Linked DNA regions of Homo sapiens: region 1 is linked to region 2. The links are chromatin contacts, found by Hi-C or POLR2A ChIA-PET in ENCODE. All regions are on one chromosome and are shown on one strand. The core of a region is the stretch at or near the end of the contact, and the rest is flanking DNA. Distances in the headings are between cores, read along the strand shown. Region 1 holds the start of GFRA1 (GDNF family receptor alpha 1). Region 2 has its middle 150 kb from the start of SNORD158.

Region 1 (5,699 bases), core at 2,628-5,127, 230 kb before region 2:
GCTTATGGGTAGATTGAACCTAATTTTGTGGCATTAAAACCAATTTTCTGCTGAGCAACATGTCACAGAGGATTACATGAACCTTTATAATTATCAATAATATTTGATACTTTGATGTCACCTTTCATCCTGAGATCAGTCCCATACACATAGGAACAGATAAGCTCCAAGGAAACAGAGATGATATTAATACATTAAGTCACAATGCTTTTCTGTCTTCGATATTCCAAGGGCAGTGTGTTTCTCTCACCTTTAGAAGTTAGTGGATGTAGGCCGGGCGTGGTGGTTCACGCCTGTAATCCCAGCACTTTGGGAGGCTGAGGTGGGTGGATCACAAGGTTAGGAGTTTGAGACCAGCCTGGCCAACATACTGAAATCCCATCTCTACTAAAAATACAAAAAAATTAGTTGGTTGTGGTGGTGGGTGCCTGTAATCCCAGCTACTTAGGAGGTTGAGACAGGAGAATTGCTTGAACCCAGGAGGCAGAGGTTGCAGTGAGCTGAGATCATGCCACTGCACTCCAGCCCAGGCGACAGCTCGAGACTCTGTCTCAAAAAAAAGAAGAAAAAAAGAAAAAAAAAAGTTAATGGATGTAGTTGTAAAGCAGTGATTTTTTTAATTATTATTTTTATTAGCTCCTACTACGGGAAGTCTTAGGCTACAGTATGGGCCACATCTTTCTGTTCACAGCTTTCCTTGGAAGATCAGCTTTTGACATATAGATTCTCCTACTCCCTGGCTTCTTTGCCTGCTGATCTCATCCTGACATACCAGAAGTGGGCTGTGTCTTCATCGATTCTTTGACTTCTACAAGAGACTAACAAGGCATCATCATCATCATCATCATCATCATCATCATTATCCTTCCAACTACAACCCCCAGTACTGCTGCTGCTTATGAAGTAAGCACTCTATGCACTATTCTACTATTCTAAAAACTTTATATATGTGTATATACCACATTAACTAATTCCACACCAACATTATAGGGTAGTGCTGTCCAGTAGAGCTTGCTGCAATGATGGAAATGATCTATATCTGTGTTGTCCAATATGGTAGCCACCAGCCACATGTAGCTATTGAGCACTTGAAATATGGTTAATGCTACTGAGGAACTGCATTTTTCTTTTATTTAATTTTAATTAATTTCATTGACATAGCCACATGGCTAGTGACTATTGTATTGGACAACACAGTTACAGCCTCTGGGGGTTTATTGTTACCTTTTTAAAAACAAAGCTCTGTATTCATCAGCAGCACAAACTTAATAAGGACAAGTGTGAGTGAATGGTTCAGAAATACATTATTGAAGCTAAAAATACAGATGATCCTTGACTTCCAATGAGGCTTATGCTCTGATAAACTCATCAAAAGTTGAGAACATCATAGGTTGAAAATGCATTTAATACACTTAAACTACCAAGCATCACAGCCTAGCCTAGCCTACCTTAAACATGCTCAAAACACTTACATTAGCCGGCAGTTGGGGAAAATTATCTAACACAAAGCTATTTTATAGTAAAGTGTTGACTATCTCATGAAACTTATTCAATACTAACCTGACAGTGAAAAATAGAATGATTGTATGGTCCATAGTCAAAATACAGTTTCTACTGAATGTATATGGCTTTTGCACCATGGTAAAGTCTAAAAATATAAGTAGAAGCATCATAAGTTGGAGATCATCTGTATTTTAAAAAGAAGTCCCATATTCTACACTGGGAGAGCTTTTAGTTCACCCTTCCCCCACCCTGTTAAAATTTGATTCAAAAGAATTCCGTGGAATATATAGGGTAACATGAAGTCATTTCTAAACAAAGAACATTTACAAAAGATGTGGATGATGTCTTAAACCTCATTGTAATCCAACTATCCCAAGTAATCAGCACCGGTAAGCACTAGTCCCTCTATTGAAAATTGAAATTCCAATTACTGATTTTCCAAAAGAAGACATTCTCCTCCACTTACGAAATGGAACAATGAAAGAGGATTTTCTGTTTGGGGTGACCGGGGAGAAACGGAGTCTTCACACAAAGTCTTAGTTCATATTCAGCCCTCCTTTCCTTGAAACCACATCCCCAGGATTTATCTGGCTTGTTTGTGAAAATATGGGAAAACATTTTAAGTCGAAGAAACTGATCAGATGACTTAATTACATTTCTGCTTAGTTCAGCCTGTAACTTAGACTGTTAGAGAGAGAGAACTTAAGTAGCCCTTGGTTTGAACCATCTGTCGCGAAAATGTGACATATGTTTGCTTTGTTTACTCAACAACCAAGTGTAAACTGATACACTGAACTAGAGTATCCCTGAATGATGTGGCTATGGGTGTGTGTGTGTTGGAGGAGGGGTGTCTGATGAGGGCGTCCGTCTCCTCATACTTACCCTGGAGGAACACGCGTACAGCACAAGAGAAGTGCGGATCCGTAGGATGTCCCCCGGGTTTGGGGCGCGCCCCGAGGCGCAGACCCTCTTTGGCGACTCCACACAATATGCAGCCCGCCTGCAAGCAGCCGCTGCAGCCGAGGGGCGCGCCTGGCTGATGTGTGGTTGAATGGAGAGCGGCCCAACCCTCCTCCTTCCTCCTCTTCTTCTCCCCGCCCTGACACCCGGGCCTCAAACTTCAACCAAAGCCCGTGCCCTTTTCAATTTACCCCCCTCGATCAAAATGAGCCATTCTTGTCTGTCCTCCGCGGCGGCCCATTGTCTGGCGTGATAGGTTTGCAGATTTGACAGCTGGGCGCACGCAGATTTGATTCAAACTCGGTCTCCCCGAGAGATGAACTTGGACATCAGCAAAGATCCCGAGCACTGCCGGCTGGCTCCTAGACCGGTCTCCCGACCCAGTGTAGACTTCGGTGCCCCGGGCGCCCCCCGGCGTGCGGGAAGGGGAGCGTGTGTCAGGCGTGGGGGGCGGGGGGTGAGCAGCACGACTGGGAACCAGCGGTCCCAGGGGTTGGGGCGAAGGGCTGTGTACATGTTAGGCTTTTTTTGTTGTTGTTAATTTACTCTCGAAACAGCCAAAATGGAGGTCAGCTTATAAATTTTCTAAAGCCAGGTCTGGCCGGGTTTAAATGCAGTGGGCTGGGGGCTCCGCTTTTGTCTCCTTGTCGGAGCTCCAGGAGAGAGGTAGAGACTGCGTGTGCATGTGTGCGTGTGAGTGTGAGTGTGCACGCGCTGGCGTGGACGAACGGATGGGCGCATCCCAGGATCGCCGCTCCAGCGTCCTGGGTCTGAGTGTGTCTTGAAAGCACCAAGTCTTGAATCACAGCCACTAGTGACGTGGGGGAAAACTTTGTGTTCCGAAGAAGGGTCTGGCTCGATTGCCCTAAGAAGAAAGAGCCCTTGTGCCCGTGTATGTGTGTGTGTGTGTCTGTGTGTGTGTGTGAGAGAGAGAGAGAGAGAGAGAGACAGAGAGAGAGAGAGAGAGAGAGAGTGTGTGTGTCTGGCAGCACCCGCGGCCGGCTGCAGAACACTGCGTGTCCTGTGCGCGAGTACGGGTCCGGCCGCGGGTCCCACCGCAAGCGGGCGTGTGCAGCTGCGGCTGCCTGGCGGGCGAGCTTAGGAGGGAGCTGGAGCTGCGGAGCGGCGGGAACAGGAGCAGGCCGAGGGTCCTCTGGCCAGAAGAAATCTGGCCTCGGAACACGCCATTCTCCGCGCCGCTTCCAATAACCACTAACATCCCTAACGAGCATCCGAGCCGAGGGCTCTGCTCGGAAATCGTCCTGGCCCAACTCGGCCCTTCGAGCTCTCGAAGATTACCGCATCTATTTTTTTTTCTTTTTTTTCTTTTCCTAGCGCAGATAAAGTGAGCCCGGAAAGGGAAGGAGGGGGCGGGGACACCATTGCCCTGAAAGAATAAATAAGTAAATAAACAAACTGGCTCCTCGCCGCAGCTGGACGCGGTCGGTTGAGTCCAGGTTGGTGGCATTTGGAGTTTTTTTCGTTCTGTTTGGGAACCCATTGCCGCTTCCCGTCCCTCTTCCCCACTCCTTCTTCCCCCCTCCTCCGGCCACCCCTTTCTTTTTGCTGGCGTCTCCCAACTTTAGGGCCCGGGGGGCGCTCGTGGCGCCGGGCTGCACCTGCCGGGGCACGCCGGGACTGCGGGCCGGCGCGCTCGCCCTGGGCTGGGGTGCGGAAGCGCCCGAGTCCTGGGCACCGGGCGAGAGTGTGAGAGGAGCGGACGCCCAGGAGGGAGCCGAGGACGCGCGGCGGGTAGGGGGTAGGGGCGCAGGAACCGGGTTTCAGCCCCAGTCGGGACATCGGTTCCCCCTGGCTTGGCGGCCTCTGGAGGGAGACGAGTCCCGGGGAGAAGGAGGGCGGCGACTGGGGCTAGGGATTGGCGATCGGAGTGGGGAGGGCCGGCGGCTGAGCGAGCTCGCTGGCTGACGCGAGGAGGGGGAGGCCAACTTCCCGGGAGAAGGGGCTCTTTCGGCGCCAGGGCTGGCTAGGGAGCTGCCGCCGCCGCCACCGAGGGCTCGGACTCCAGGCAGCTGCAGGCTCCGCTCGCGACGCTCGGAAAGTACCGTTTATTTATTTATTTGCTTGCGTTCAGCGTCTCGGGTTGAACCCAACAGACACCCCCTTGGACTTTAGGAACCCTCTTCAGACCTCTCCAGCCCTCACCTCCATCCCCGTGTCAGCGGCCCCTGGAAAACACGCACATGCACCCCGACCTGGGTGGGGGTGGGTCCTCACCCCGGTGTTGGAAATTCCCCAAAGGCGGGAACGGGGGAGGGGAGAGGGTTCTGTGGGGGGAGTCTCCGGCGCTCTCCGCTCTCATCTCAAAGCGCGCCCTCCCTTCCAGGTTGGGTCGGACCTGAACCCCTAAAAGCGGAACCGCCTCCCGCCCTCGCCATCCCGGAGCTGAGTCGCCGGCGGCGGTGGCTGCTGCCAGACCCGGAGTTTCCTCTTTCACTGGATGGAGCTGAACTTTGGGCGGCCAGAGCAGCACAGCTGTCCGGGGATCGCTGCACGCTGAGCTCCCTCGGCAAGACCCAGCGGCGGCTCGGGATTTTTTTGGGGGGGCGGGGACCAGCCCCGCGCCGGCACCATGTTCCTGGCGACCCTGTACTTCGCGCTGCCGCTCTTGGGTAAGTCGAGGCCCGCCGCGGGCTTTCTTACCCTCTGAGTCTTTCCTAGGGTCGCTTGCAGCAGCCCACCCCGCCCTCCGCACCAAAATTGGGGCGCGGGTGTGGTGGATGTGGAAGGAAGAAGTGTCTTTTTGGGGAATGGGATCGCGAATCCCCGGGTTAGGGAGGCGGTGGCGGCGCGGCGCTGCCTGAAGCTTTTCGGGCTTGGTTTTGATTTCCTGTGGTTTTTAATGACCCAACTTGGCGGGGGACTAAGAAGCCCTCCAGCCCAGGGCCCTGCACCCCCAGAGAGTCTCTGGGAGCTCGCGGAGCCGCGGCGGGCAGGTGGAGTTGGGGAGCATTGGGGCCGGGAGAGCAAACTTGGAAGAGAAAAGTTTTTCCCGAGTAGCTTCTGGGCACTCTCCGCCCGGCGGACCGCTGACCATGGCTGGCCTGCCCCGCGCCCAGCGCGCGCCCGGTGCCCAGTCCGCCGCCGCACTTCTCCTCGGAAAGCGCCTGAGTTTCAGCCGGGCGGAGCGGGTGGCTGGAGCCGGGGGTGGCCCGGGAGCCCGGGTCGTTGCTCAGGCCAGGATGCCCCGGGGCGGAGGGCCGACGTGCGCGGTGGGC
Region 2 (5,640 bases), core at 557-3,056:
CAAGGTCACACAGCCAGCAAGTGTCAAGCTAAGAAGTGGGCTCTATTAGGCAGGCAGTAGGCAGCAACCGAACATGTTTAGATAGGGGAGAAACACAACCAGAGGGCTTAGGAATGTCTCCTGGGACAGCGCTGTGAAGCAGGGACTGGGGTGGACGCAGGTGAGCCCCCTGGGTAGCAGTTTCAGTTGTCCAGGGCAGTGGTTTGCGAACTGCTCCCCAGAGCCTTGGAGGTTTTGGGGTGTGTCCAAGGCTGGATGCTGAGGTGGAGGTTTAAGTAGAGTTCCTTATCCTTTTGCTGTCCCCTTGACACCCCCATTCACATTTTATATCTGCTGTTGGAGAATGCTATCATGTGACAAAATGTCTGAAAACCCCTGGCTTGAGGCACGCAAGAAAGGGGCAGAAGGTAGAAGTGCAGGCTCAGAAATGCTTCCAGGATGGGACAGGTGGGAGCCATGAGACTGAGTTGGAAGTTGGGCCCGGGTTGTTTAACCTGCTGGCACAGGGCTTGGTGAGACAGTTCATCTGGAAGTCAAGAGACAAGTCCAGAGTTTGGGGATGGAAGATTTGATATTTATTTTGGAGTCATCTGTGGCCAGGGAATTTATTCTAGAAGGAACACAGCCAGCCAGTTTCTGAGTGAGGCTGAGAAGGACCCAAGTGCCTGTTCTGTTCTGGGTACCGTGCCAGGGACGGTAAACATCTATCACTAGCCCTAGGAGGTCTGCACTCCTAGGGCGGATGCTGTGCCCACCTGGCAGAGAAGGCTTACTGAGTTGCAGCAGAGAAGGCTGCACCATCGACACAGCAGCTACCCTCACTGAGCACTCACACATGCCAAAGCACTTAAATATCATCTCATTTACTCCTCGGGAAAGCCCAGGAGGAAGACACCGTTATTTCCTCTGTTTTAAAGATGAGACTAATAAACGTATCGCATGTGGGTAAGTGAGATTCCAAAGCTTGTGTTCTTTTCTCTCCACCTGTGATGATATTGATAAGACCAGCTTCTATCTTAAGAATTAAACAACAAAAGACAGGGCAGCTTCCGTTATACACTATAACCCAGACAGATGGGACCTGCCAGTTATGCTAATTCACAACTACGCAGCTGAGCCTTGCAAACACTTTTCAAAGCCAGCCCCAGCTTGGGGTCACCCCTCCTGCAAGGAGAGGCAGTTTGTCTAAATACAAAAATAGGCGAAAAGGGTCCAAGAAGCAGAACTCCCACCCAAGGTGGCCAAGTAAGAGGGAAGGGATACAAAATATGTCAGAAACTGGATAAGGCATTTCCTATTACCCATCAAACACCTTATTACACTGAATAGGTTATGTGGGAAAGATTTCTTTCCCTTAACCATTGCAATTGTCAATGTGAAGCACGAGTCTTCCAAGAATTTTCTGTCAAGCTCCTCACTAACCAGTCTCAGACCTCACAACCGGAACCACAGTGCCTCTGCCCCATTAGTGCCCCATCCGAAGGCTTGTCCTGGTTTGCCAAGATCAGTGTAAGAGCCAAGCCACAGTGGCAAATGCTACTGTCTGTGTTCTTCACACATAGGGTTATCACCCTTATTTTTAGCAACACTAGTGTCATTTAGCCTTACTTTATTAAGTTTTTATCCGTCTTTACTCAGGCAGGAGGCAAACACTGATAAGTGACTTGAAGACAAGGTAGGGCCAATGTGGAAACAAAAATAAAGATGCAGTAATCTGTAAATAGCTCCAGGGAACCATGTTTCCAAAGAGAGAGAGAGAAGCTGAGATGGCCCATTGCCCAGATTCCAGGGTAGGACTGCCTGTGATGTGGGAATTGCCCCTCTCTGGCCACAGGACAGCTTGGTTCAAGTATGTAACAACTCACCCCCTAGGGATTATCCTAGAATAGCCACTGGTTTCATTTTAAATGGTGAAAACAAGAATGAATATCTAATTTTTGTTGAGCACTAACTGTGTACCAAGAACTCTGCTCAGTGTTCCTGGGTACCTCTTCCCTGAGGCAAGGTGCACCAGCAGGACCCAGGTAGATCCACGTTTCTCAGAATGAGAAGGCTGCACAGGTCTCATTGTCAAAGCCTCTGCTGGGTTTGTCAGTCCTGGAAGTCTCCAGGGCTCCAGGGCACAACATTAACAGTGATTCTTTCCAGATGGCAGGACCATGGGCGATTTCTCTCTACTTTTTCATAAATTTTAAATGTTCAATATGGAACAATTAGTTTACACCATGAAAAGCATATCAAACTCTACTTTTCAAAAGTGTGCCAATCTATTAATTTGTCAGGTATAATAAGGAGAATAAGGCTTTGCTAGCAACGTGAACCACTGAACAACTACTAAGAAAAGGGCCTAGGTCTTCCAGCACAGCCTGGAACAATCACTCAGGAGTTGTTGAGTTCTCTTTCAGCTACTTTCCTATTCCATCTGTCGGTCTATTGTCCTATTTATTTAGTTAATGCTTGCTTGGTTCCTGTATTAGTCTGTTTTCACACTGCTATGAAGAACTTCCTGAGACCTGGTAATTTATGATGAAAAAAATTTAATTGACTCACAGTTCCACATGGCTAGGAGGCCTCAGGAAACTTAAAATCACGACAGAAGGCAAAGGGGAAGCAGGCGCAGTCTTCGCATGTCAGAGCAGGAGAGAGAGAGAGTGAGGGAGGAAGTGCCACACTTTTAAACCATCAGATCTCGTGAGAAGTCACTTGCTATCATGAGAGCAGCATGGGGGAAACCACCCCCATGATCCAATCACATTCTACCAGGTCCCTCCCTTGACACATGGAGATTACAATTCGAGACGACATTTGTGTGGGACACCGAGCCAAACCATATCGGTTCCCAAAAGGATATTGACAGCTTCCATGCAATTTAGTCAGATAAAAACTTGAAGTGAGTGAGAAACAAGAGACAAAGTGAAACAGCAGGTGGACCCAGCCCATGGGCCACGCAAGACCCGGCCACTTTCAACTGGGCTGTAAACATGGCTGCAGCTGACAACAGTAAAGAAAGGAACACTAATTACAGTTACACTGATGGAGAGCACTCGTGAGATCAAGAAAAAGCTTCTTAGAAGGGGCATGACTATTCCCGAGACTATGATGGGAAAGTATTTGTTGCAGAGTACCTGGTAAAAATGACACTTGGTGACATAAGAATGATCAATGTGCTCAACAACATCCCCACTCCAAGTCAGCCATGCTTCTCAGGGGAATTCTCTTACCAAAACAGACCAAAGGCATCGCTCCAAAACACTGTTCAGGAAAGGAAATTCTAAGGGGCTGTGCAATTGGGTCCAAGACCTTTATTCACTAATAGTCTGAACTAATGCAGGTTTTAGGGTATCTTGAGCAATGGTGCCCCAGGAGTTATGCAATTGTTTATTTTAAATTTTACCTTCAATACCTTTTAAATATCATACATCTTTCAAATCATATCATAAATATAATCAAATCACCTCCACCCAAATATGCTGTATAGTAAATTCTAACATTTTGGAAACCACTAAATTGATGAATCATGCATCTGGGTTGATGTGTTCTTTTGTAGCCCTGACAATGAAGCCCTTACCATACTGATTTAATTGAAAATTTTCTGAGATGGCCAGGTACGCTGTGGAAGAAATAAATATTGACAAGTGTACCCTCTTATCTATGTGAATTGTGACATTCTTAACCCACATGAACAAAACCTAGTGTAGTTACAAATTAGATGGAAAGGTGGATGTTAGAACGCAGCTGTCCCCTTAACTCTCAATTTCAGTTTTGGAGCCATTAAAACAACCTCTTTGACTGGGAAGACATAGTAACTAAATGCTATGTGGTTCTTGGATCCTGGAACCAAAAAAGAATATTAATGGAAATACTAGTAAAATCTAAAGAAAGTCTGTAGTTTAGTTAATTATATTATAATAATATTAACGTCAGTTTTGAAAGTGTACCAGTTATATAAGATGTCAACATTGAAAGAACTGAGTAAAGAATATGCTTCCCTCTATACAAGCTTTGCAAATCTAAAATTATTGCAAAATAAAAAGAGTTTAAAAAATTTAAACAATCTCATTGTTTTCATTTATTAACTTTGTTAAAGCATATTATACATTTGAGTTAACAACATGGTTACATAATATATTACAATGCCACGTGACTCTGTTTTATATATTAATGATCCATATAAGATTTGATTTGAAGAAAAGATTCTGTGGTATAAATTTGTTAAATTGTCCTTCCCCTTTACCAATAATTTAGTCCAAAAGACATTAGAGGGAATTGAGCAAGGAAGGTGAACTCGCCAGTGTGGTGGGGGGAGCCTGGGTGGTGCAGGACATGGGCAGGGTGTCAAATGCCAACTGGAGTAAGGAGGATGTCCACACAGGGGGGCAGCTTTGTGCATGGATTCAGGACCAAGTGGGGAAGAAAGGCTACCCAATGCAGAATGTCAGAACTGAGAGGAGCAAGGGGAGCTTCCACGTGCAGAGGTGGCTTAGCATGGAGAGTCAATGCTCAAGACAGTTGAGCAAGGCGTCCATGCAAGTAGGCAGGATGGGGGTGCACCCTGGTGTGGGGAAGCAGAGCCCAAACAGAGCGAGGAGAGCTTCTGTGTAAGGGTGCAGCCAGCGTGGGGAGTCAGAGCCTACATAGGGTGAGCAGGGGCACCCCAGTAGAAGAATTTTGTATAGCAGGGCACCATGGCAAGGGGGCAGTTGGAGAGGAGGATAAGGCCAGTTGGAGAGGAGGCCATGTTTGGGATGGGGTGCAGTAGGCACCAGTGACAGGAGACTGGATGCATACAGGTTACTGGTCAAATAAGCTGATATACTAAGGATAAAAAGAGTCAAGTTTCTTATTGTCATAGAGCTACAAATAAACAAAGGGAGAAAATTAGAAGGAATTTTGTGGTATTACATCAGAATTGGAAGTATTACTGTAAACTCTTGTTTTTCAACATACAATATTGAAATAAATAAAAATGTAAATATGCATGTGTATTATGCATACATATAATCCCTTGCTCTGTCCATGAGAAGGCTGGGAACAGCGATGTCCCAACAGCCGTGAATACACCTACTGGCCAGACTTTGGTTTTGAAATACCATCCTCCATTAAAAGAAACCAGGGATCCCTCGAGAAACAGCTGATTCTAAGGCTGGAAATGTGAGGAGCCTGGAATATTTTGTCAAGTCAAAAGTAAGGAAATAGTCAAAGAATAATGGGAAAGGAAATAGTCAAAGAATAATGGGAATGTGTCAAATGAAAGGGCAACCACTGGTCACATCTGGGAAAATTTGTATATCGAAATATATACATGGGAATAAAATAGGAAACTATGGGCCCATACTGATATAACTACAGGAATAAATTCAAAGTTTGATAAGGAGTGGGGTGTTTACATAGTCTCAGAGAATGTCTCCATAAATTAATACTTTTTAATTACAAGCAAGAGTCAAGAGAGTAACTTTATAGTAGAGAAGGTTGACAGATACCTTAATCTAGTGATTAAATTTAATATCATTAGAAATAGGAGGAGTCAACATTGGGTGTCACCTGATGGGAGGCTTAGGAAGAACTCATTGTCGATTCTGTAACATTCCCACTGAAGATGCATCACCTAAATCTAATCATAAGGAAAGTCAAACAAACCCA

Evidence for each region. Hi-C counts contacts between places; a loop is a spot of excess contacts on that map. ChIA-PET counts read pairs that join two places held with the same protein, here RNA polymerase II (POLR2A). Pooled maps may share reads with other maps.
Region 1: a map of heart left ventricle shows a loop between it and region 2 (2.6-fold over the local background). The contact joins the promoter of GFRA1 here to the enhancer-like site in region 2. A Hi-C loop is called at or near these places in 2 of 168 maps with a recorded cell type or tissue (ascending aorta and heart left ventricle) and 2 of 50 pooled maps. POLR2A ChIA-PET finds 5 or more read pairs at or near these places in 1 of 52 experiments (activated CD4-positive, alpha-beta T cell).

Annotation. Positions count from the first base shown.
Region 1 is chr10:116,271,384-116,277,082 of GRCh38, reverse strand. GFRA1 (GDNF family receptor alpha 1) reads left to right here and starts at 3,877. Exons shown (of 11, transcript NM_005264.8): 1 at 3,877-3,920; 2 at 4,808-5,093. The coding sequence starts at 5,054. LOC107984273 (a long non-coding RNA gene) reads right to left here and starts at 3,074. Exons shown (of 2, transcript XR_001747598.2): 1 at 251-3,074. RefSeq lists a silencer at 3,372-3,666 and an enhancer at 2,875-3,712.
Region 2 is chr10:116,041,042-116,046,681 of GRCh38, reverse strand. No RefSeq gene overlaps it. Among named protein-coding and RNA genes, the nearest start is that of SNORD158, 150 kb to the left of the region's middle. Within about 2 kb of position 1,806, at least 2 of the 41 ENCODE cell types and tissues checked have a DNase peak (open chromatin) inside an H3K27ac peak, as active enhancers do.